Linked DNA regions of Homo sapiens: region 1 is linked to region 2. Evidence: chromatin loops called from intact Hi-C (ENCODE). Cell type or tissue: PC-3. All regions are shown on one strand. Links, peaks and the distances in the headings refer to the core of each region. The heading gives the core; the rest is flanking DNA. Region 1 overlaps RXFP1-AS1 (RXFP1 antisense RNA 1). Region 2 overlaps LOC105377510 (a long non-coding RNA gene).

Region 1 (2,820 bases), core at 286-2,785, 120 kb before region 2:
CAGCTGGCTTTTATTTGCCCCTAGTACTACATAACGCTCCTCCAGTGCACCAAATGGAACAGTCTCAGTAACTTCTGTTGGATAGTCAATTTTGGTTGCAGCTAAGGTAAAGAAGAAAGAAGAAAGGAGAGAGAGAGAGAGAGAGAGAGAGAGAGAGAGAGAGAGAGAAAGACAAAGAAAGAAAGAAAGAAAGAAAAAAAGAAATAAAGTTAGACAAATAGGTTGGGAGTAGATTGTTGCAGACTTCATTACTTTTTTAAAATATATTTTTAATTTATATAAAAAATAAAATGCGTATGTTGATAATCAAAAAATAGCTAAGGGCTTAGGATGAAATGTTCTCAGTTATATCTCTTTTCTTTTTCTTTTTCTTTTTTTTTGAGACGGAGTTTCACTCTTGTTGCCCAGGCTGGAGTGCAATGGCATGATCTTGGCTCACTGCAACCTCCACCTTCTGAGTTTAAGTGATTCTCCTGTCTCAGCCTCCCAAGTAGCTGGGATTACAGGCGCCTGCCACCATACCCAGCTAATTTTTGTATTTTTAGTAGAGACAGGGTTTCACCATATTGGCCAGGCTGGTCTTGAACTCTTGACCTCAGGTGATCCCCCTGCCTCACCCTCCCAAAGTGTTGTGATTACAGGTGTGAGCCACCGTGCCCGGCCTATATCTCTTTCAATTATCTACTTCCTCTATTGCAGAGATAGCTGTTTTTATTTTTTAAATTTTATTTATTTTTTGAGATTGCTATTTTTAAATTTTTCTTCTAGCAGTTTCAACCTACCACCATATACTATGCACATATTACTTAATTTAAACATGATCTATTAGTTTCTGCTATGATAGATAAAATTTAGCATACTTTTTCAAAACTTACTAAATTTCCTTTCCCCATACCAATATCATAATTAGTATACTTCTATTCCTCTTAATAAATTTCAATAATTTTTAAAATTCTTGTTCCATGAACTATGTGCAATAAATCTTGAATCCTCACATTCTAATGTGACTTAACTTCACCTTTTCTTTCTTTCATTCACCAAAATTTGTACATTTTAACTTTCACTTTAAATTGTTAAGGTTGATAAGATATAAATTCTATTTGGTAATCCTATTTCTTTTGGATTTTTGTCTAGTAATTGACAATGAATTTTGCAAGTCAGTAAATATATACTGTGCATTTTGTTATTGCTGTGCAATTGCTTTTGCTCTGGCTATCAGTATTGTATGATTATGTTGTCTTTTAAGCATCTTTTAATTTTTTATGAAGATTTTATTTACATTCCAAATTTATTGCACTGACTTTTTATTACATTCTGAAGTTCTTAGTAACTTCTCAAGAATAATATCACATCTTTAATTTTTTTTCAGTTAGCTTCTTCCTGGAATCCTGAATCTTCCTGCTACAGGATTTAGAGTGAGTTTATACCTATTATATTACTTCATATAATTTTAAGAGATCATGATAAAGAATGAAGATAAATACTTGTGGCTACTCTTCTATTTTGACCTTTGTAATTCCTTGACTGTTACTGAAGGAACAGGATGCTTGCTAGAAGCTAAATCCAACCTAGCTTCTTTTTGGATATCTCAGGCTTCTCAAACTTTGTATTTATGAAACACACTTCATTTATCTACCCAGCTCCTAGCCCAACCTTCACCTCTTTAAAATGCAAATGTTTTGGAAGAGCCTGTATAGCCAAGACAATCCTAAGCAGTAAGAAGAAAGCTGGAGTCACCTCACTACCTGACTTCAAACTATATTACAAGGCTACAGTAACCAAAACAGCATGGTACTGGTACCAAAACAGATATATAGACCAATGGAACAGAACAGAGGCCTCAGAAATAACACCACACATCTACGACCATCTGATCTTTGACAAACCTACAAAAACAAGCAATGGGGAAAGAATTCCCTATCTAATAAATGGTGCTGGGAAAAATGCCTAGCCATATGCAGAGAATAGAAATTGGACCCCTTCCTTACACCTTATACAAAAATTAACTCAAGATGGATTAAAGACTTAAATGTAAAACTCAAAACCATAAAACCCTAGAAAAAAACTTAGGCAATACCATTCAGGACATAGGCATGGGGCAAAGACTTAATGACTAAAACACTAAAAGCAATTGCAACAAAAGCCAAAATTGACAAATGGGATCTAATTACACTAAAGAGCTTCTGCACAGCAAAAGAAACTATCATCAGAGTAAACAGACAACCTACAGAATGGGAGAAAATTTTTGCAAGCTACTCATCTGACAAAGGTCTAATATCCAGAATCTACAAGGAAATTCAACAAATTTACAAGAAAAAAACAAAAAACCCAATCAAAAAGTGGGCAAAGGATATGAACAGGCACTTCTCAAAAGAAGACATTTACGCAACCAACAAATATATGAAAAAAAGCTCATCATCATGGTCATTAGAGGAAAGCAAATCAGAACCACAATGAGATACCATCTCATTAGAATGGTGATTATTAAAAAGTCAGGAAACAACAGATGCTGGCAAGGTTGTGGAGGAATAGGAATGCTTTTACACTGTTGATGGGAATGTAAATTAGTTCAACCATTGTGGAAGACAGTGTGGCAATTCCTCAAGGATCTAGAACCAGAAATATCATTTGACCCAGTAATCCCATTACTGAGTATATACCCAAAGGATTATAAATCATTCTACTATGAAGACACATACACACATATATGTATTGCAGCACTATTTATGATAGCAAAGACTTGGAACCAACCGAAATGCCCATCAATCATAGACTGGATAAAGAAAATGTGGCACATACACACCATGGAATACTATGCAG
Region 2 (2,820 bases), core at 226-2,725:
TGGAGATTAGAAGCTCAAAATTAAGGTGTTTGGTAGGGTTGGTTCCTTCTAGAAGCCCAGAAGGAGCATCTGTTTCCCTGCCTCTCTCCTAGCTTCTGGCGGCTGCTGGCAGTCTTGGTTCCTTGGCTTGTAGACTCACCATTCTGACCTCTGCTCTACCTTCACGCCACCTTCTTCTCTGGGTGCATGTCTCAAATCTCTTCTTTTCTTATATGAACACTAGCTATTGAATGTAGGACCCTCTTTAAATCCAGGATGATCCCATCTGAAGATCCTTTTCATTACCTATGCAAAGACCCTATACTCAAATAAGGTTACATTCACAGGTACCAAGATTAGGATTTGGGCATATCTTTTTGAGGAATACAATTCAATCCCCCATACCACCCATGGATTTATAAAATTTCTGCATTAGTTGCAAGACATGTTAGATTTTGTATGTGTTAAAGATATGATTACAGAAGCAAAATAGAGTGAAAAGTGGAGGTAATAGGAAAATTCCAGGAAATAGCCAATCTTGATTCAAGGGGCTGAATATTTTAGGTAAAACATATTTTATTTTGAAACTTTGTATGATGCTCTGAATAGTTTTTTTAGCCTTAAGAGATACTAAGTTGAGAAAAAGTAATAGCTAGGAGGAGAAGAAACTTATCATCTGACAACCTAGAGAGAGGCAAGACATTACAGGTTCAAAAATATTCTGAAGGTTCGATGACTTGTGAAAATGTCTCAATACTGCAAAATTGCCATGAATGTCTTTTTAAAGTTTCTTACTGTCTAGAATTTGTGCTTTGATTTGTAATTCTACAATTTAAGATATTAATTGGAGCTAGCTAGTTAATATTTATTGAATACTTAGATGTTCAATTATGAAAGACTCAGTAGACGTAATTTGATCTTCTTTACTAACCTCCTTTGGTCAGTGATATTTCCATGTGGAATAAGGTTTTCATTGCTTTAGTCTTGGATTCTTTTAACAATTTAGCCTATGAAGGATCAGTATAGTGAATTTTCAATAGCAATAAAAAATCTGATGTAAATTTTCTTTTTTTTAGACAGTCTCGCTTTGTTGTCCAGGCCAGCTAACTTTTGTATTTTTAGTAGAGACGGGGTTTTGCCATGTATATTTTCTTAAATGTAGCACTTTATGACACTTTTTTCATACAATGAATGATTTGGTGAATTTGTCTAAAATACACTTTCCTACGTTATGAAATAAATACCACAAATATGTTTAACAAAACACATAGTTGATTTCTTAAGATTAAAGTATGATTCTTAAGGAAATTGTATAATAATGAGTCATTGTTTGAATAGATTTGTTATTTATGAAAGTGGTGAATAAGCAACCTTATGAAATATTAAAGATGAAGGTAGTAAAGAGATCATGTGAAGCAGTTTTGGCCCTTTTTATTAACTAAAAACATGTAATATTTACTGCATTGTAAAGAAATCATCGATGCATTTGATATTAGGTTTTTTAACTCATTTGGCCAATTCTGGATCAGAAAATATGAGAAAAAGTAAAATTGGATAAAGTGGAGTTAAAACAAATGTTGTTGAGAAAGAAAGTGGGATCATTGGGATGGGTGTATCAAGTCATCAGAAAGATGAAGCTGCGTGTGTGTCTAGCATGGATCATTGAATTGATTGATCATTGGTTAGAAGAGATAAAAGTATAAATACCCTATCTTCTTACTGCTTTCTTTCTTTTTCTTTTCCAGCTTTTAACATGTTCTAAAAAGTGTTCATATTAATTATTGAAAGCAATATTTATATATGATTGAATTAATATTGAGAGCAAGATTTATGTGGCTGAATGAAAAGTTATAATAATATAGATAAACAATATGGTAAGATTCAATTTTAGCAGAAAGGATGAAAACTCCTTACATTTAAATGTCTAGTTTAGAGATGAAGAGATTGTGAGGAAACAGTTAACCACACCGTGAGAGGCTGGAGGAAGGAACATGGTAGTGAGGAACATTACAAGAGGTTGAGGTGAGGAAGATGGTATCTAAGTGGCAATTCTCTGCAGGTGGGGAGAGAGATGTGCAGTGAGGGGATGCAAAAGCTGTCTTTGGATTCCCAACTGTGCTTTTTCTCCCTTAAACAAAAAAAGTCCAAATACTTACTAGGCTTCCAAAGAAGAGATACAATATTAAAACAACAACAACAAAAAAGTTTTGCTCATTAAGAAGTAGAAGAAAGAGAACATAATTCTTTATCATTACCATGGTGATTTGTGAAAACAGAAATCAGTGAGCCCTAACTTAGGCCAGGGGTGAAAGTAGAAAGAATTCAGGGCTTGTGCTCCAGCCCTAGAGCCATGTCTACTGACTCAGTGGGTGAATGCTGTACACCACCACACTTTTCTGAGCCTCTGTTACACCCTGGTAAAATTAGGGGAATGGTACTGATGACTCTTACGGTGTGTGGCTGAATAAAAACATGAATCAAGTCAAAGCTGTGGAGTTGAATTGATATTTAGTTAGGATGACGATCCCATTACAGTCACTAACTTTTAAAGTTGTTCACCTTTTTGCAGATATCATTTATTGTTTATAATAGTGCCTATGTAAGATAGGATGAGTTATTCAAAATTCATCATCATTATCAGGAAAACTGCTAAAATTTCATGGCTCTCTCATTTAAGAAATGGTCAACATGTTTGACTACTTAACAAGAGTGCATGGAAAATTGCCATAAATGAAGTAAAAGAAAAATCACACATTGTAAAGAAAATGTTTGTGCCTTATGGCTTATGTTAAAGACAAAGGGCTATTGTTTCTAATATATAAAAAAGGTACTAAAAACAGG

The links. Hi-C counts contacts between places; a loop is a spot of excess contacts. Peaks named below come from ENCODE experiments on the same cell type or tissue, not always from the same donor. Only the 100,000 strongest peaks of a DNase experiment are listed, where the experiment ranks them.
Region 1: a loop joins it to region 2, with 6 times the contacts of the local background. A loop is called at or near these places in 1 of 110 quality-filtered maps.

The regions. Positions count from the first base shown.
Region 1 is chr4:158,489,445-158,492,264 of GRCh38, reverse strand. RXFP1-AS1 (RXFP1 antisense RNA 1) reads left to right here. Exons shown (of 4, transcript XR_007058351.1): 4 at 1,370-2,820. Among named protein-coding and RNA genes, the nearest start is that of RXFP1, 31 kb to the left of the region's middle. In PC-3, for the core only: no CTCF peak of the experiment used is centred there; no DNase peak of the experiment used is centred there.
Region 2 is chr4:158,369,780-158,372,599 of GRCh38, reverse strand. All of the region lies in intron 2 of LOC105377510 (a long non-coding RNA gene), which reads left to right. Among named protein-coding and RNA genes, the nearest start is that of RXFP1, 150 kb to the left of the region's middle. In PC-3, for the core only: no CTCF peak of the experiment used is centred there; no DNase peak of the experiment used is centred there; H3K27ac peaks cover 2,219 bases.